2 separate regions of the Homo sapiens genome follow, and region 2 is linked to region 1. Evidence: chromatin loops called from intact Hi-C (ENCODE). Cell type or tissue: PC-3. All regions are shown on one strand. Each heading gives the region's core, and the rest is flanking DNA. Links, peaks and the distances in the headings are about the cores only.

Region 1 (9,862 bases), core at 1,404-3,903:
CACTTGAGTCCAGGAGTTCAAGATCAGCCTGGGCAACATAGTGTGGCCTCATCTCTACAAAAATGTTTTCTAAATTAGCCTGGCATAGTGGCACATGCCTGTAGTCCCAGCTACGTGGGAGGCTGAGGTGCAAGGATGGCTTGAGACTGGGAGGTCGAGGTTGCAGGGAACCGTGATTGCAACAGTGACCTCCAGCCTGGGTGACAGAGTAAGACCCTGTCTCAAAAAAAGTTAAATAAATAAAATTGAGAAATCTGGTCAGGTTCAGTGGCTCATGCCTATAATCTCAGCACTTTGGGATGCTGAGGTGGGCAGATTGCTTGAGCCCAGGAGTTCAAGACCAGCTTGGGCAACATGGCAAAACCCCATCTCTATAAAAAGTACAAAAATTAGCTGGACTTATTGATGCATGCCTGTAGTCCCAACTACACAGGAGGCTGAGGTAGGAGGATCACCTGAGCCCTGGAGTTCGAGGCTGCAGTGAGCCATGATTATGGCACTGCACTCCTGGATGACAGAGTGAGACTCTGTCTCAAAAAAAATTAAATTTAAAATTCAGAAATCTGAATTAAAGAAAAACTCCTGAAATGAAGTTCTCACCTCTGGCTTTTAAAAATTCTATGCAATCAATGGAGGGAGTATCTTATAAGGTCCTACAGTATGTATCAACTGTTTTAGAAACTGTGTGTGTGTATGTGTGTGTGTCTGTGTGTGTGTGTGTGTGTGTGTGTGTGTGTGTGTGTATAAAATACAAAAGGAGCCGGGCATGGTGACTCAAGCTTGTAACCCCAGCACTTTGGGAGGCCGAGGCAGGTGGATCACTTGGGGTCAGGAGTTTGAGACCAGCCTGGCCAACATGGTGAAACCCCATCTCTACTAAAAATACAAAAATTAGCTGGGCATGGTGGCGGGTGCCTGTAATTCCAGCTACTTGGGAGGCTGAGGCAGGAGAATCACTTGGGTCCAGGAGGTGGAGGTTGCAGTGAGCTGAAATCGTGCCACTGCATTCCAGCCTGGGCAACAGAGCGAGTCTCAAAAATAAAAGAAAATAAAATACAAAAGGCAGTGGAAGAGATTGTGACAAAGAAGAAAGTGCCTGTCCTAATATTACATTATATTGTCAATTCTGTGAGACTTTTGTCTGTTTTGTTCACTGCTAGATTTCCAGTGCCTAAGATAGTATGTCCTGCCTGTTGCCAGTATGAAAAAAAAAATTATTAAATGAATAAATGCCCTGTCTAAAGACATTTAAACTCAGACACTTAAAAAGCATTCTGAGGCTGGGCATGGTGACTCATGCCTATAATCCCAGTACTTTGAAAGGACAAAGCAGGAGGATTGCTTGAGCTCAGGAGTTTGAGACCAGCTTGGGTAACATAGCAAGACCTCATCTCTACTACAAAAAAAAATTAGTTAGGTGTAGCGATACTAGCTGCTCAGAAGGCTGAAGTGGGAGGCCTTCTGAGCCCAGGAGATTGAGGCCGCAGTGAGCTGTAATCTCACCTGCCCTCCAGCCTGGGTGACAAAATGAGACCCCGTCTAAAAAAAAAATTCATTCTGTGGACCAAACATTGGAGTCCCCTGAGTTAAATGGATAAAAGCGCCCTACCTGATTATTCTCCTGGTTACCTACCTGTTTTCTGCTGCCCACTTCCCAATTTACTTTTCTCTTCCTAGTACCATTTACTGGACAGACTGGGGCAACACCCCCCGTATTGAGGCCTCCAGCATGGATGGCTCTGGACGCCGCATCATTGCCGATACCCATCTCTTCTGGCCCAATGGCCTCACCATCGACTATGCCGGGCGCCGTATGTACTGGGTGGATGCTAAGCACCATGTCATCGAGAGGGCCAATCTGGATGGGAGTCACCGTAAGGCTGTCATTAGCCAGGGTGAGCCCCTTCCTTCAGTCTCCTTCATCTCTTGTCCTCCTGCCCCCGTCCCTGCCCCCCAGGAGCCTTGGTAGAGGTTTTGTGTAGTTGCCAGGCCTGGGCCCAGGGGACATGGCAGACCACGTCCAGACTGAGGTCTTCCTGGACTTTCCCCAGGCCTCCCGCATCCCTTCGCCATCACAGTGTTTGAAGACAGCCTGTACTGGACAGACTGGCACACCAAGAGCATCAATAGCGCTAACAAATTTACGGGGAAGAACCAGGAAATCATTCGCAACAAACTCCACTTCCCTATGGACATCCACACCTTGCACCCCCAGCGCCAACCTGCAGGTAAAAAACTGCCCACCGGGTGAGCCAAAGTAGCCTCATGGTTGAGGTGGCCTCTGGTGCCTCTGAGAACCTTCCTTCCCCTTAGAGTTGCCATTTCTTCTGATGGGGAAATCCAGCAGGGCACTGACATGGGCTAATTCCTCCCTCTGCTGGACATTCGGGGCAGTACAACAAGATTCACGAAAAGATTCATTAGACTTCACCGTTCCCATCTAATTCAGGCAGACATTTACAGGGCATCTCCTCTGTGCCGGGTACTCACTGTGCTAGCAGCAGGGGCAGATGTCAAAAATATAAGACATAGTTTCTCCCTTCAGGGAACTATCACCCTACCTAAACCCCTATTCCCTAGTCTTGGGGTCACTTTTGCAGACCTTCGCTGATCCTCTTGCCCTGGGCTCTTTGAGCAGGGAAAAACCGCTGTGGGGACAACAACGGAGGCTGCACGCACCTGTGTCTGCCCAGTGGCCAGAACTACACCTGTGCCTGCCCCACTGGCTTCCGCAAGATCAGCAGCCACGCCTGTGCCCAGAGTAAGTGGGTCTGCAACACCAGCCTCCATGGAGGCTGTTGTGAGGATGGGGAGAAGGAACAAGGGATAGGACGTGGAGGGATTGCCTGTCATGGGAAAAACCACATTCCTCAGGGAGCCCTGGAGAGGAAGAACTTAAGAGGCTGAGGGATCTTCTATCAAAGCTGAGGACTGAGGACCCAGCACTAGTGGCTGAAGGCTCAGCAATACCGCCCGGTCGAGTGTGAACACCTGCAGTGAGGCTCATGTATCATTTTACCAGGCAGGATTGCCTTCTCTATAGGCAGCAAGAGGGTTTTATGCTCTTCTAGAAAACAGGGGAATGATTTCCTACCTTTTTACCTTTAGCGTCACCCTGTTGAAGACTTTCTTTCGGCCCTTAAACCAGGAAGCCAAAATTAGAATCTCTGATGATGTTCTGTGTAAGCGGGTCCTGGATAAATATGTGTTAAACAAGTGGAAGATCATGGGATCTTCCCTGGTCTGTCCCTGAACTGCTACTTTGGCTTCCTTTGGGCTCCTTAGGAGTTATTGTTTTGAGAGGGTAACCCTGGAGAGCCCAGCACACGATGACTTTTTCTAAGAATAGTCCAGAGAGGAGCGGTCCGGGCATATGGCACGACCAGCAGGGCACCTGGGGTGATTCCTCACACATCAGCAGCTGTTCTTGTTTACTGCTGTGTACCCCACTGACCCTCTGAAATCTGGGTAAAATAAAATTCTCCTGGGACCTGGGTCCTTTCTAGAGAGTGTGGTTAGGGAAAACATTCAAAAGTTTCATTCATACACATATTAACTAAGAACCTAATTTCATTCTCTGAGTTTTCCCCTTGCATTCTTTTTTTTTTTTTTTTTTTTTTTTTGAGACAGTTTTGCTCTTGTCCAGGCTGGAGTACAATGGCACAGTCTCGGCTCACCACAACCTCCACTTCCCAGGTTCAAGCTATTCTCCTGCCTTAGCTTCCTGAATAGCTGGGATTACAAGCATGCGCCACCACACCTGGCTAATTTTGTATTTTTAGTAGGGACGGGGTTTCTCCATGTTGGTCTGGCTGGTCTCGAACTCCTGACCTCAGGTGATCCACCCACCTCAGCCTCCCAAAGTGCTGGCATTACAGGCATGAGCCACTGTGCCTGGCATTTTTTTTTTTTTTGTCCGCCTCCCGGGTTCAAGTGCTTCTCCTGCCTCAGCCTCCTGAGTAGCGGGGATTATAAGTGTGCACTACCACACCCAGCTAATTTTTGTATTTTTAGTAGAGATGAGGTTTCACCATGTTGGTCAGGCTGGTCTTGAACTCCTGACCTCATGACCTGCCCGCCTCTGCCTTCCAAAGTGTTGGGATTACAGGCATAAGCCACCGCCCCCGGCCTTTTTTTTTTTTTTTTTTTTTTTTTTTGAGACAGGGTCTTGCTCTGTCACCTAGGCTGGAGTGCAGTGGTGTAAACAGTGCTCACTGCAGCTTCGACTTCCTGGGCTTAAGCAAGCCTCCCGCCCCAGCCCCCTAAGTAGCTGGGACTACAGGCATACACTGTCACACCTGGCGAATTTTGTGGAGTTTTTTGTTTGTTTGTTTTGTTTTTGAGACAGAGTCTCACTCTGTCACCCAGGCTGGAGTGTGGCGGCATGATCTCGGCTCATTGTAACCTCCACCTCCCTGGTTCAAGCGATTCTTCTGCTTTGGGCTCCCAAGTAGCTGAGATTACAGGCACCTGCCACCATGCCTGGCTAATTTTTGTATTTTTAGTAGAGATGAGGTTTCACTATGTTGGCCAGGCTGGTCTCAAACTCCTGATCTCGTGATCTATCCACCTCAGCCTCCCAAAGTGCTGGGATTACAGGCGTGAGCCACTGTGCCCAGTGAATTTTGTATTTTTAGTAGAGACGGGGTTCCACTATGTTGCTCAGGCTGGTCTCAAACTCCTGAGCCCAAGCAATGACCCCACCTCAGCCCCTCAAAGTGCTGGGATTACAGGCATGAGCCACCATGCCTGGCCCTTTCCTCTTGCATTCTTTTGTGTCCAGCGCTTCCCCTGTTGTCTTAGTGAGATGCAAGAAGTAAAGCCCCCTGTCCCCTGACAGCTTCCCCTTAAGGATTTCCCAGCCCTAGGAAGAAGACATTTGGCAACATTAGTCAGGAAGTGCCTTTCTGGATAGAAAAGTCTACTGAGAAAGTATTCAGACTGACCAGAGGAAAGGCAGAGGATGGGGAAGAGCTGGCTGGAAGTAAACTACGTAGAGGAGTGGCCAGAGCTCTTTCTCTGGAGTCAGATCTGAGTCCTAGCTCTGGTGCTTTGTAGCCATGGGATCCTGGGCAAGTTTCTTGATCTCTATTAGCCTCAGGGTTGCTCGTCTAGAAAATGGGAATAAGAATAACACACGAGAGAGGCTTGGTGTGAGATCAAAAAAGCACCAAGCACAGTGCCTGGCAAGGAAAGTGCTCAGCTTAAGCTACTGGCTTAAAGTTGTAAAGAGGAGAGCAAGAGGAAGGGATCCAGGTGATGGAGTGGAGGGGCAGGAGCCCTGACACAGTCATGAACATCAGGGAAGTAGGGGTCAGGGGTTGGCAGTGGGCAAGCCAGGACACCAGAAGAGGTGGAGAAAAGTAAGAAGAGAGAAAAGTTGAGATGAAGCCGACAGATGCTTAAACAGCATGCACTTCTGGGACCTTAGTAGAGTCTGTTTCCATTTGATTTAGAAGTCTGATTCTGCTAGCATGGCAGTGCTTAAAAGAAGCCTGAGGTATAAAGTATAGGGGGCAAAGGGCACCAGATCCCAGGAAGTGTGATTGAACCAGATGTCACGCAGGTGAGCGTCTGTGTCTGTCACTGTTCTTGGATTTAGAGCATTAAAAGAAGACCCCTTTCGGCCTTTGATCAGGTCTTGACAAGTTCCTGCTTTTTGCCCGAAGGATGGACATCCGTCGAATCAGCTTTGACACAGAGGACCTGTCTGATGATGTCATCCCACTGGCTGACGTGCGCAGTGCTGTGGCCCTTGACTGGGACTCCCGGGATGACCACGTGTACTGGACAGATGTCAGCACTGATACCATCAGCAGGGCCAAGTGGGATGGAACAGGACAGGAGGTAGGGCCCAGCGTGGGGAGGTTGAAGGGTGGAATCCACCCTCTCCAGGGAAGGGCTTCCCATACCTTTGCCAACCTTGAGAATTGGTGGAGTTTGGGCTCCAGAACTAGAGTGGAAGTACAGTTGGTGATACAGCTTTGCTTCCTGCCCAGGTGGTAGTGGATACCAGTTTGGAGAGCCCAGCTGGCCTGGCCATTGATTGGGTCACCAACAAACTGTACTGGACAGATGCAGGTATGCATAGGGGAGCCGTGGCCTGCCTGGCTCCCTGGGATTCCTCTTGTTTAAAACCCTGGCCTCAGATAGAAGGAGCCCAGTGTCTCTCCTGGACCACTTCTGTCTTCACTTCAAGTCCTTGGTAGGTCAGAAGCCGGAGGGCTGCTGCAGAGCCGAAGTGAGAAGCTCCCACGTGAGAAGCTCACATTGTGGCAGCTGCTTCTGCTGTGTAGCTGATGCTGGGGAGTGTTTTAAGGCATTTCAGATCATGAACCTATGCCTTGTTTTCTTTCCATCGCTTTCTGGGTAAATCAGCCTTTTTTTTTTTTTTTTTTTGAGGCGGAGTCTTGCTCTGTCGCCAGGCTGGAGTGCAGTGGTGCGATCTCGGCTCACTGCAAGCTCCGCCTCCCGGGTTCATGCTGTTTTCTCCTGCCTCAGCCTCCCAAGTAGCTGGGACTACAGGCGTGCACCACCATGCCCGGCTAAGTTTTTGTATTTTAGTAGAGACGGGGTTTCACCATGTTGGCCAGGATGGTCTTGATCTCCTGACCTGGTGATCCACCCGCCTTAGCCTCCCAAAGTGCTGGGATTACAGGTGTGAGCCACCGCGCCTAGCCAAATCAGGCATTTTTAATTAGCCAGGTGGGTTTGGGAGGCAAGGGGATACCCTGAACAAGTGCTACTCAGAGCGTGGTTGCTGGACCACAGAGGCTGATGACAACCTTGCCTCCTCTGCGTGGCAGCATCAGCATCATCTGGGAAGTTGTTGGACATGCAGATTCTTGGGCCCCACCCTAGACTTACTGAATCAGGGCTGGGCATGGTGGCTCACACCTATAATCCTAGCGCTTTGGGGGACCAGGGCAAGATCTCTTGAGCTTAGGAGTTCAAGATCAGCCTGGGAAATATAGCAAGACCCCCACACGCATACACACATCCCCAATTTTTTTTTTTAATTAGCCTGGTGTAATGGCACATACCTGTAGTCCCAGCTACTTGGGAGGCTGAAGTGGGAGGATTGCTTGAATCCGGGAGTTCAAGGCTGCAGTGAGCCATGATCACACCACTGCATGCCAATCTAGGCAACAGAGCAAGAGCCTGTCTCCAAAAAACAAAAGTCAAGACTTACTGAATCAGAATCTTTGGGGGTTAGTGAGCATGAAATGGACTAGAATTTTTTTTTCTTTTTTAAATTTTGAGATGGAGTCTCGCTCTGCTGCCCAGGCTGGAGTGCAGCGGCGCAATCTCAGCTCACTGCAACCTCCACCTCCCTGGGTTCAAAGGATTCTTCTGCCTCAGCCTCCCGAGTAGCTGGGATTACAGGCGTGCACTACCACACCCAGCTAATTTTTTTTTTTTTTTTTTTTTTTTTGAGACGGAGTCTCACTCTGTCCCCCAGGCTGGAGTGCTGTGGCACGATCTCGGCTCACTGCAAGCTCCGCCTCCCAGGTTCACGCCATTCTCCTGCCTCAGCCTCCCAAGTAGCTGGGACTACAGGTGCCCGCCACGACGCCTGGCTAATTTTTTGTATTTTTTAGTAGAGACGGGGTTTCACCATGTTAGCCAGGATGGTCTCGATCTCCTAATCTCGTGATCCACCCGCCTCGGCCTCCCAAACTGCTGGGATTACAGGTGTGAGCCACTGCGCCCGGCCAATTTTTGTATTTTTAGTAGAGACGGGGTTTTACCATGTTGGTCAGGCTGGTCTTGAACTCCTGACCTCATGATCCACTTGCCTCGGCCTCTCAAAGTGCTGGGATTACAGGCGTGAGCCACCACGCCCGGCTGAATATTTTTATTTTAAAAAAAATCTTTGGGTGTTAGGTTCAGAAATCTGTGTTTTAACAAGCTCTCCTGATTCTTACGCACACTAAAGTTTGAGAATCATCGCCTTAAATTATGGTTGCCTATGTTTGGGAAGTCTTGCTCTTTCAAGAAATCCAACTGATCACATCCTTGAATTTCTTCTTGCAGTTCAAGTCACTAAATTTCCGTTGTGCATCTGTCACAAAATATCTTTTGAGCCCCTACTCTGTGCTCTGCTGGCGCATACCAGGCTCTTGTGTTGGCCATGGAAGGTAAGAGGGTGAATGAACAAGACTAGAATTAATCTCTGTATCCCTTCTTGATAGGTACAGACCGGATTGAAGTAGCCAACACAGATGGCAGCATGAGAACAGTACTCATCTGGGAGAACCTTGATCGTCCTCGGGACATCGTGGTGGAACCCATGGGCGGGTGAGTGGCTGCCCCTTGGGAATGAGCTCCATCCACCCCTCCCAAGATCTGAGCTCCAGAGAGGAGTCTAAAGATTAGGAAGAGTGACCAGATCTTATGGATATGCCCAAGGAAGCAAGAGCAGCTGTAGAAACCAGAGGCTGGTTGCCAAGACCAGCTCTGTCGGGGAGACCCTAACCCAGTGGTGCTAGAGGAATTAAAGATACACACACAGAACTATAGAGGTGTGAAGTAAGAAATCAGGGGTCTCACAGCCTTCAGAACTGAGAGCCCCCAACAGAGATTTACCCACATATTTATTAACAGCAAGCCAGTCATTAGCATTGTTTCTATAGATATTAACTAAAAGTATCCCTTATGGGAAATGAAGGGGTGGGCCGAATTAAAGAAATAGGTTGGGCTAGTTAAATGCAGCAGGAGCATGTCCTAAGGCACAGATAGCTCATGCTATTGTTTATGGCTTAAAAATGCCTTTAAGCAGTTTTCCTGCCCTGGGCAGGCCAGGTGTTCCTTGCCCTCATTCGGGTAAACCCACAACCTTCCAGTGTGGGCGTTATGGCCATCATGAACATGTCACAGTGCTGCAGAGATTTTGCTTATGGCCAGTTTTGGGGGCCAGTTTATGGCCAAATTTTGGGGGGCTTGTTCCCAACAGCTGGTGACAACTTTGTATTCTCTGTGGACAAGGAAACTTTTCAATTCTTTCTTTCCTTATCTTTTTTTTATTGTTGGTTTACTTGCAAAAGTAACTCATTGTTAAAAAAATTTAAATCTGTAGAAAGTAAAAATTCTCTGTGATCTCACTCTCCAGCAATAAGTTAACAGTTCAGGATATTTTTTTCCAGGTTTTCTTCTAAATGTATGTAAACATTTGTTGTTGGTGGTGATGGTTTTGGTTTTACAAAAATAGCATACTTTTTGTGACTTTTTTTCTGCTTGCCCTTATATCTTGTGTGTCTTTCCAGTTGAGTGTATAGATCTACCTTGTTTTTGTTGTTGTTGTTTGTTTGTTTTGAGACAGGGTCTTGCTCTGTGGCCCAGGATGGAGTGCAGTGGTGCAAATCACGGCTCACTGCAGCCTCAACCTCCTGGGCTCAAGCAATCCTCCTGCCTCAGCCTCCCAAGTAGCTGGGACTGCAGGCACAGACCACAATGCCTAGCTAATTTTTACAGTTTTTTTTTGTAGAGATGGGGTCTTGCTATGTTGTCTAGGCTGGTGTCAAACTTCTGAGCTAAAGCAATCGTCCTGCTTCAGCCTCCCAAAGTGTTGGGATTACAGGTGTGAGCCACTGCACCTGGCCTATGTTGTTCTTACTGGTTTTATAGAGTTCTGTTAACTTATTTAACCCATCCAGTCAAGAAACATTTCTCTTTTTGTTTTTTTCTTTTTTTTTTGAAACAGAGTCTCACTTGTTGCCCAGGCTGGAGTGCAGTGGCCCAGTCATGGCTCACTGCAGCCTTGACCTCCTGGATTCAAATGATCCTCCTATCTCAGCCTCTCAAGTAGCTGGGACCACAGATGTGCACCACCATATCTGGCCCTTTTTTTTTGGTAGAGATG
Region 2 (9,862 bases), core at 4,356-6,855, 470 kb before region 1:
TCTTTTTTTTTCTTTTTGAGACGGAGTCTCGCTCCGTCGCCCAGGCTGGAGTGCAGTGGCGCAATCTCGGCTCACTGCAGCCTCCGCCTCCTGGGTTCACACCATTCTCCTGCCTCAGCCTCCTGAGTAGCTGGGACTACAGGCACCCGCCACCACGCCCAGCTAATTTTTTTGTATTTTACTAGAGACGGGGTTTCACTGTGTTAGCCAGGATGGTCTTGATCTCCTGACCTCGTTATCCACCCACCTCGGCCTCCCAAAGTGCTGGGATTACAGGCGTGAGCCACTGCGCCCGGCCGAGTTTTTTTTTTTTTGAGGCAGAGTCTCACTCTGTCGCCAGGCTGGAGTGCAGTGGCGCAATCTCGGCTCACTGCTACCTCCACCTCTCGGGTTCAAGCGATTCTCCTGCCTCAGCCTCCTGAGTAGCTGGGATTACGGCACCTACCACCACGCCCAGCTAATATTTTGTATTTTAGTAGAGATGGGATTTCACCACGTTGGCCAGGATGGTCTCAATCTCCTGACCTCATGATCCGCCCGCCTCCGCCTCCCAAAATGCTGGGTTTACAGGCGTGAGCCACCGCGCGCGGCCCTGGCTGGGAGGTTTTAACAGGATAGGAGGGGAATCAACTTTCCCTGAGGGCCGGCTCTGGTGCGAGGTGTTTTACAAATGTGTACTCATTCGTATCTTCCCAATAACTGTGATCCCCATTTTACAGGCAACTCAACTGAGGTTAGAGAGGCCACATATGTGCCTGAGGTCACACAGCAAGTAAATGGCAGAGCCAGGATTAGACGCTCGGTCTGTGTGACTGCACAGGAATCAGGATGGAATTGCTGAGAACACGAGCTTTGCTTCAGCCCTGAGTCCTGGCTGTGACCCGGATGCTTTTGACCTTGGGCATGCTATGTAGCCGCTCGAAGCCTCAGTGTCCTCATCTATAAAATGCAGGCCTAGAGTAACCATGCAGGTGGCGAGGGTTAAACGAGATGGTTAGGCCCCATATGGCCTGGCAGTATTATTTAATGTTACTATAACCTTTTCCTGCCCTGCCCAACCCTGAGCTCACCCCATACTGCCTGGCTGTCCCCCACAGACCATTACTGGGACTTCCACCCCCACCACGTGCACAGCGAGTTCGAGAGCTTCGCCGAGAACAACTTCACGGAGCTCCAGAGCGTGCAGCCCCCGCAGCTGCAGCAGCTCTACCGCCACATGGAGCTGGAGCAGATGCACGTCCTCGATACCCCCATGGTGCCACCCCATCCCAGTCTTGGCCACCAGGTGCATGCCACCGCCTGCCCCGTCCCCCAGGAGACTGCCAGGCCTGTGGTGGGGCCCGGGAGCTTCACAGGAAGCTGACACAGGCTCTTACCCAACTCAGCTTCCTGCCCCACAGTGCCAACGGCGGCTGGAGCTCCAACGGCTGCCGCCTGACCCCCCAAGTGACCTCATGACCCCACACCCCTTATCTCATCTCACCCCGAGTATGGACAGACCCCAGATAATTCTCGCACCCTCACCAAGCCTCCCCATCCCAACGCCTTGTTGTGGGCCCTCCTGGGCCTCACTGTCTGCCACCCCCATTCACTAGCCCTCATGGATCCCACACCAAGTCACTGAACACCTCTACTGACCCTGCCTCTCCCCAGTGACCCTCCCTACTGACCCTAACCCGGATCAGTGACCTCTGCTGACCTCTACCACCCCTACTGACCTCCAGGGTCCCTCCACTCACTCATCATCCCACCTATGAAACCCCCTTCCAGACCCAACGCACCGGTCCCTAGCATGCCCTCTTCTGACCCCAGCCTAATGCGGGTCCACACAGCACCGCTGCAGGGAGGAGAACAAGGCACCACTTCCCCGGTGCCCACAGTCCTAAACCAGGAGGCCCAGCTGGGAGGGCTGGGTGGGCTGGATGTCAGCACCCCTCGCCCCACAGCCTGCACCCTATGTGCAGCACCTCAACTGGCCCCCCTTTTCCCTGGTCTTCTTCCTCCAGTCTCCTGTGCCTGCCATTGTCCCCTGCCCTCTGCACTCCTTCTCTCCCCAGCTGACCTCCCTCCCAGCCCCCCTGAGCTGTAAGCTGGCCCTTCCTGACTCTGATCTCCTTCCCCCACCGTCCAGGTCTCCTACCTGCCCCGGATGTGCCTCCAGTACCCATCCCTGTCCCCAGCCCAGCCCAGCTCAGATGAGGAGGAGGGCGAGCGGCAGAGCCCCCCACTGGAGGTGTCTGACGGCGAGGCGGATGGCCTGGAGCCCGGGCCTGGGCTCCTGCCTGGGGAGACAGGTGGGGCACCTGGCCCTCCACCCTGGCCCCGACCCTGGCCGTGTCTGTGCCCTGCCCCCACCCAGCCAGGCCAACTGACCCAGCAGCCACGCCACCGAGTCGCGTGTGTGTGTGTGTGCATGTTTGCCAGTGTGTGTGTTTTGTGGGGCTGTCTGTGGCTGTCTCTGTGTGTGTGTATCTGCTGTGTAGTGCATACGGGCATCTCCATGAAGTGTGCCAGGTGTGTGTGTCTCTCTGTGCCATGAGTGTGTGTACATCTGGGTGTGTGTGAGCAAGTGTGCAGAGGGTGCGTGTGCACAGGTACGGGCAGGTGCATGTGTGCGAGTGGCTGTGTGAGTGGGTGTGTGAGAAGGTGAATGTGAGAGCTGGTGTGGCTGAGAGTGGGTGTGGCCATGTTTGTGTGTCTGTCAACACATGAATGTATTTCAGTGCGTGTGAGCAGCTGTGCACGTATGATGTCAGTGGGTGTCAGCAGTGTGTGGGTGTGCCTGTGTGAGCAGGGATGTGAGCATGGTATATGTGAGTGGCTGTAAGCAGGCATGTGTGAGTGATATGTGTGAGTGGGGGTGTGACAGCAGGTGTGTGAGCAAGTGTATATGTGTGAATGTGTATGTAAGCAGGGATGTGTGTGATATAAGTGTGTGTGAATGGGCATAGGTGTGTGTCAGTGGATGTGTGAGTGGGTGTGAACATGTTTGAGGGTGTATGTAAGCAGGTGTGTGTGAGCAGGAAGGTGTGAGCTGGGGTGTGTGAGCATGTATGTGTATATGTGAGCAGGTCTGTGCATGTATGTGAGTGGATATGTGTTTTAACATGTGTAAGCATGTGTGTGTTCCCATGTGTGAGCAGGTGTGTGTGGGGGGTGAGGACGTGCTTAAGCACCTGCGTGTGTGAGCAGGTGTGCATGTGTGTGAACAGGTATGTGTATGTGTGAAAGCAGGTGTGTGAATGAGTGTGTGAGCATGAATGGGTGTGAGTGGGCCGGGCGTGGTGGCTCACGCCTGTATCCCAGCACTTTGGGAGGCTGAGGCAGGCGGATCACCTGAGGTCAGGTGTTCGAGACCAGCCTGGCCAACATGGCGAAACCCCGTCTCCACTAAAAATACAAAAATTAGTCAGGCGTGGTGGTGAACGCCTGTAATCCCAGCTACTTGGAAGGCTGAGACAGGAGAATTGCTTGAACCCGGGAGGTGGAGGTTGCAGTGAGCCGAGATCGTGCCATTGCACTCCAGCCTGGGCAACAAGAGCAACTCCATCTCAAAAACAAGAGAATGGGTGTGATGTGTGAGTGTGAGAGCAGGTGTGTGTGAGCATGCATGAGTGTGAGCTGCTGTGAGTGGATGTGAGAGCAGAATGTGTGTGAGCATTTGAGTGTGCAAGTAGGTGTCTGAGTGGTTGTGTGTGAACAGGCGTGTAAGCATGCAAGTGGATATGCATGAGCAGAATGTATGTGCATGCGTGAGCAGGTGTGAGGTGCAAGTGTAAGTGGTGTGAAATATGAGTGAGCAGGTGTCAATGAGGTGTGAAAGAGCTGGTGTGAGCGTGTGAGTGATAAGTGAGCAGCTGTGAGGTGTGAGCATGTATGTGAGCAGGTATGTGTGATGTGTGAGCATATGTGTGAGCATGTGTGTGTGCAGATATGTGTGGGCAGGTGTGTGTGAGTGGGTGTGAGATGTGAGCATGTGTGTGAGGTATGAGGTGTGAGCATGTGTGAGGTGTGAGCATGTGAGTGGGTGTGAATGTGTGAGGTGTTAGCATGTGTGAAGTGTTAGCATGTGTGTGAGCATGAGTTTGTAAGCATAAGTGTGTGTGAGACTTGGTGTGAGGTGTGTGAGGAAGTGTGTGTATGGATAGGTGAGCATGTGTGTGAGCAGACGTGAGCATGTGTGAGTGGGTGTGTGCGTGAGTGAATGGTGTGAGGTGTGTGAGCACAAGTGTGTGAGCAGGGGCGTGTGTGTGTAGCTGAGTAATGTGAGATGTGTGTGAGCAGGTGTGTGCGTGTGGGGCTGAGTAACGTGAGATGTGTGTAAGCAGGTGTGTGCGTGCAAGTGTGTGTGAGGTGTGGGTAGGTGCGATCATATGTGAGTGGATATGTGTGAGTGAATGGTGTGGTGTAAGCATGTGTGTGTGAGCAGGGGCATGTGTGTGCAAGGGTGAGCAATGTAAGGTGTGAGGGTGAGCAGTGTAAGATGTGTAAGCAGGTGTGTTTGTGCAAGCATGTGTAAGCAAGTATAAGCAGGTGTGATTATGAGACCTGGTGTGAGGTGTATGAGCAGGTGTGTGAACATGAGTGTGTGAACCTGGTGTGAGGTGTGTGTGAGCAGGTGTGAGTGGGCATATGAGTGTGAGAAGGTGCATTGGGTGTGACCGTGTGTGGGGGCAGTAAGTGGGTCTGAGTGTGTGTGCATGTGTGTGAGTGGGTGCATTGGGTGGGTGTGAGTGTGCATGTGAGTGGGTGTGAATGAGGTGTGAGCATGAGTGGGTGTGACCAGGTGTGTGTGAGTGGGTTGTGAATGTGTAAGCAGATGCAGTGTGGGTTTGAACATGTGGGTGGGTGCAAGCATGTGAGTGGGTGTGTCGTGTGGGTGCCAGTGTGTGGGGGCATGTTAGTGAATGAGTGTGTGAGCATGTGTGTGAGTGTGAGCTGGTGCATTGTGTGGGTGTGTGAGAAAGTGACAGTGTGTGAGGGCAGATGTGGGTGTGAATGTGCAAGTGGGTGGGTGTGGGTGCAATCTGGCGTTTGGGTGCATTGCACAAGCATGTGTGTGAGCATGTGGGTGTGAGTCTGTGAGCACGTGCATTGTGTGTGCATGTGTGTGACAGCATGTGTGTGATCAGATACATTGTACGTGTGAGCGTGTGTGGGTGTGAGCATGAGTGAGTGGTTGCATTGTGTTTAAGCATGAGTGTGAGTGGGTGTGAGAAGGTGCGTTGTGTGAGCACGTGTGTGAGTGGGTGTGGGCGTGATGTGTGAGCATGTGTAAGGAGGTGTGGGTGCGTTATGTGGATGTGAGCATGTGTGTGTACTTGGTGCACTGTGTGGGTGCGAGTGTGTGCGCGTGGGGGGGGTGAGTGCGTGGGTGTGAGTGGGTGTGTGTGAACGCCTGTGTGTGCGCAAGCATGTGTGTGTGTGTGAGTGTGGGTGCGTTGTGTATGCACGCCCGGCGCGGGCTGGGGCAGCCGTTCCCCTGCCCTTCCCGGCCACCCCGTCCCCGGGCCCCTGTGCGTACGCAAGGCGGTGGGGGCGGCTCCCATGTGGGCCCCGGGCCCCCTCCCACCGGGCCCTCCCCCCCGCAGGCAGCAAGAAGAAGATCCGCCTGTACCAGTTCCTGTTGGACCTGCTCCGCAGCGGCGACATGAAGGACAGCATCTGGTGGGTGGACAAGGACAAGGGCACCTTCCAGTTCTCGTCCAAGCACAAGGAGGCGCTGGCGCACCGCTGGGGCATCCAGAAGGGCAACCGCAAGAAGATGACCTACCAGAAGATGGCGCGCGCGCTGCGCAACTACGGCAAGACGGGCGAGGTCAAGAAGGTGAAGAAGAAGCTCACCTACCAGTTCAGCGGCGAAGTGCTGGGCCGCGGGGGCCTGGCCGAGCGGCGCCACCCGCCCCACTGAGCCCGCAGCCCCCGCCGGGCCCCGCCAGGCCTCCCCGCTGGCCATAGCATTAAGCCCTCGCCCGGCCCGGACACAGGGAGGACGCTCCCGGGGCCCAGAGGCAGGACTGTGGCGGGCCGGGCCTCGCCTCACCCGCCCCCTCCCCCCACTCCAGGCCCCCTCCACATCCCGCTTCGCCTCCCTCCAGGACTCCACCCCGGCTCCCGGACGCCAGCTGGGCGTCAGACCCCACCGGGGCAACCTTGCAGAGGACGACCCGGGGTACTGCCTTGGGAGTCTCAAGTCCGTATGTAAATCAGATCTCCCCTCTCACCCCTCCCACCCATTAACCTCCTCCCAAAAAACAAGTAAAGTTATTCTCAATCCATCCTCTTGCAGCACAGAGTCTCTTTTAAAATTTGTTGTGTATCTCTTTTGGCCCCTGTGTGCTGCGACGTCTCTTTTTGTCATTTGTCCATCGGGTGTTTACCGAGGACTGTACCCAATGCTGGACCCTGGGAACATGAGGACCAATGACACAGAGCGCCTGAACAGGAGTTAGAGTTTGGTGGAAAGAACAAGTCCTCAATTGTGATTAGGAGAGCAGATCCTATTTAAAAGCTCTCTACTCCTGATAGTTGTTGTTTTTAAGCCTTGATGAGGTTTGAACTCATGATGATGATGATGATGATGATGATGACCATGACCAGCAACAACATTTGATATTCTGGTCAATTAGTATCTGCCAACCTTGAGATGTGGAGTCTAATATCACTCCATTTTATAGAATGGGAAACTGAGGCTTGTAGAGGTCAAATTATTTCCCCAAGGTCACAGCCGTTGAGTGGCCAAGTTGGATCACACTCCAGGTCTGTCCCGACACGTCAACATGGAGTGGGAGGCCTTGCTTATCTGGAAGAGGATACTCTTCAGCATTCCGAGGACAGGAATTAAGCCCCAAAGCTCCTGTGGGCCGCAAAGGGTTCTCACGAGCTGCACGCCCAGCAGGACTTTAGACCCAAGTGAATCCCTGGTGGGACCCCCAGGTTCTATTTGCTTTCTAGCTCCTAGCCACAGCAGGGGAGAAACAGACCAAGCTGAGCGGAGAAGCCTGTAAGTCCTGTGTTTTCCTCCAGACGGTAGCAAGTAGTGGCAGTAGACAGCCTGGGAGTGAGGGACTTCCCAACGCTGTCAAAGACCTTAGGGAACCCAGATTCTGGGGCCATTATCGTAGGGACAAATACCCGCCCCACACCTCCTCAACCCCAGAGGGCTCACTGCAGCCCAACCCTGCAGCTCCCTAGTCCTACTGCAGGGCCACAAGAGAAGGCAAAATGGTGTTGTGTCTTCATTCTTCTATTTTTATTTTTTTTTTTTTGAGACAGGGTCTTACTTTGTTGCCCAGGCTGGAGTGCAGTGGCACGAACATGGCTCACTGCAGCCCTGACCCCCCGGGCTCAAGTGATTCTCCTGCCTCAGCCTCCCGAGCATCTGGGACTACAGGTGTGCGTCACATGCCTGACTGATTTTTGTATTTTTTGTACAGATGGGGTTTCATCATGTTGCCCAGGCTGGTCTCGAACTCCTGAGCTCAAGTGATCTGCCCGCCTCAGCCTCCCAAAGTGCTGGGATTACAGGTGTGAGCCACTTCGCCCAGCCCATTTTTATTTTTTTATTATTATTCTTTGAGATATTAATAATAAAAAATAATAATAAATAATATTTTTATTATTATTATCACTCTGTCACCCAGGCTGCAGTGCAGTGGTGCGATTTTGGCTCACTGCAGCCCGGAACTCCTTGGACTCAAGCGATCCTCCCACCTCAGCCTCCTGGGTAGCTGATACTACAGGTCCACACCACCACACCTGGCTAATTTGTGTGTGTGTGTGTATTTATTTTATTTTTTATTTTTTTAGTAGAGATGGGGTTTTGCCATGTTGCCCAGGCTGGTCTCAAACTCCTGGCCTCAAATAATCTGCCTGCCTCGGCCTCCCAAAGTGCTGGGATTACAGATGAGCCACCACACCCGGCCTAACATTTTTAAAATTATAAACCCACTTCATACGTGTGACAATCCTGTGCAGTGGGTGCTGCTTTCACCCACCCCGCTTTACAGATGAGGAAACCAGGTGCTTTGAGATTAAAGAGATGGCAGTGCTAGGACTCAGAGACACCCTGGCCCCAGGGTCTGTGGACATGACCACTGCCTGAACTGCCTGCGAGGATGCTCCTGACCCGTTAGCCTTAGGGTTATGGGCCCAGCATGCTCCCACCGTACAATTTGCTGTAAGAGGGACACACACGGGGCTTGGAGTACCCCTGAGGCTTGCCAAAGGTTGGGGAGGCAGAATTGTGCTGCGGGGGGTGAGGGGGGAAGGGACAGGAGCCAGCCAGGGACAATGTGGCCCTACCTTCTCCCTGGAGAGACCTCAGCTCTCTGGAATTCATCTATATTTAGCAGGTGGCTGGACAGGAGGCAGATAAGCAGAGCCTGGGGAGGGGGGAGGTCCCCATATATAGTGGGAAGGACAGGACCCCACTCAGTCCCTCTTTGGGTGACCTGTGCCTGCTTCGTGCCTGGTGTGACGTCTCTCAGGATGCCTGAGCCGGGGAAGAAGCCAGGTAGCTTTAGGACTGGGGTTGGGTCTAAGTGTGGGAGCAGGGGGGTGTCTACAATTGGGGAGCAGGGCTAGGAGGGAGTTCTTGAGGGGGTTGACGAGGACGTGGCCTCTGAGCCCCAGGACAGGGGCAGCCAGTCCTCCAGGGTCCTTTTTTGATTCTCGGTTTCTTTTTCCCATCCCTCTGATGAGAGGTGAAGGTAAACCCAAGGTCAGGGACGCAGAGAGGGGACACAGCCAAGACAGGAAGCACCCGGGGTCAACCCATTCTGAGAATGCAAAGGGACCCCTTCCCTGTCCCATTGCCTTCACCTTCCACAGCAAGGTTCCCCGCGGACAGAGCCCACGTTTAGTATGGAGCTGAGCCAGGCTCACGGCATGCCTTCAGACCAGTCTCTACCCACTATGGGTCTCAGTCTCCCAACCTGGGGTGCCGGGGGTGGTGGTGGCATTGGGTTGGTTCCTCCTGGCTGTGACATTATCTGCTTCATGAGCCTGTACGGTGTGGCCCCCATGTTGAGGGTGACACAGCCCCTCTTCTCTGAGAGAGGACAGTCAGGAGCCCCTGAACCCAGGCCAAGGGCAGGGAAAATCACAGCCCAGGGACCTGGGCCTGGGCTGTGCCCTTATGAAGGTTGTCCAGGGCAGAGATCCAGGTCCCCATCCCCCAGCGCCCTCCCAGGCCAGCTTTATCTCAGTTGCTGATACCCAGCCTGAGGTCCTTGGAGGACAAATTTGGCCACATTCCAAGTAGGCAGACTTCCCCGCCCCCTGCCAAGGGCCCGAAATGGTTGGGGGAAAGGGAGCTGGGTTCATCACGGGTGTCTCCAAGCAGGGAAAGTGGACACATGCAGAAAAAGTCTTGTTGGGAGGTCAGGACCACAGCCCTGGCTCTCCCGACTGCTAGCTGTGTGATCTTGGAGGAGCCGCTTAGCTTCTCTGAGCCTCAGTGTCCTCCTCTGAGAAATGAACAGAATAACTGCAACTACCTCAGAGAACTGGTAGAGTATTACGTGAGGGGATGCATAGAAAGTGCTAGCACAGTATTTACTGAGAGGGGCTGCAGGGGCGGGGTGCACGCTCCAACCAGGGGCCGCTGTAGCCTCCACCTGGCCCTTCAGTCTCAGCTTTTAGCAAGAAGCCACGGTCAGTGGAAGTGGCCGCAGGCAGCCCTGCCGTGTTCGAGGCCGAGACAGAGCGGGCAGGAGTGAAGGTGCGCTGGCAGCGCGGAGGCAGTGACATCAGCGCCAGCAACAAGTACGGCCTGGCCACAGAGGGCACACGGCATACGCTGACAGTGCGGGAAGTGGGCCCTGCCGACCAGGGATCTTACGCAGTCATTGCTGGCTCC

The links. Peaks named below come from ENCODE experiments on the same cell type or tissue, not always from the same donor. Only the 100,000 strongest peaks of a DNase experiment are listed, where the experiment ranks them.
Region 2: a loop joins it to region 1, with 19 times the contacts of the local background. A loop is called at or near these places in 46 of 110 quality-filtered maps.

Annotation. Positions count from the first base shown.
Region 1 is chr11:46,882,310-46,892,171 of GRCh38, reverse strand. LRP4 (LDL receptor related protein 4) reads left to right here. Exons shown (of 38, transcript NM_002334.4): 14 at 1,678-1,895; 15 at 2,052-2,228; 16 at 2,639-2,761; 17 at 5,639-5,847; 18 at 6,000-6,081; 19 at 8,196-8,301. Among named protein-coding and RNA genes, the nearest start is that of LRP4, 31 kb to the left of the region's middle. In PC-3, for the core only: a CTCF peak has its summit at 2,382 (motif pointing left); a DNase peak (open chromatin) is centred at 2,361.
Region 2 is chr11:47,351,276-47,361,137 of GRCh38, reverse strand. SPI1 (Spi-1 proto-oncogene) reads left to right here. Exons shown (of 5, transcript NM_003120.3): 3 at 1,098-1,285; 4 at 2,132-2,294; 5 at 5,592-6,278. The coding sequence ends at 5,911. It overlaps MYBPC3 (myosin binding protein C3), which reads left to right and starts at 8,436. Exons shown (of 35, transcript NM_000256.3): 1 at 8,436-8,515; 2 at 9,633-9,862. The coding sequence starts at 8,491. RefSeq lists enhancers at 8,812-9,792, 9,793-9,862. In PC-3, for the core only: a CTCF peak has its summit at 5,728 (motif pointing right); a DNase peak (open chromatin) is centred at 5,727; H3K4me3 peaks cover 1,089 bases.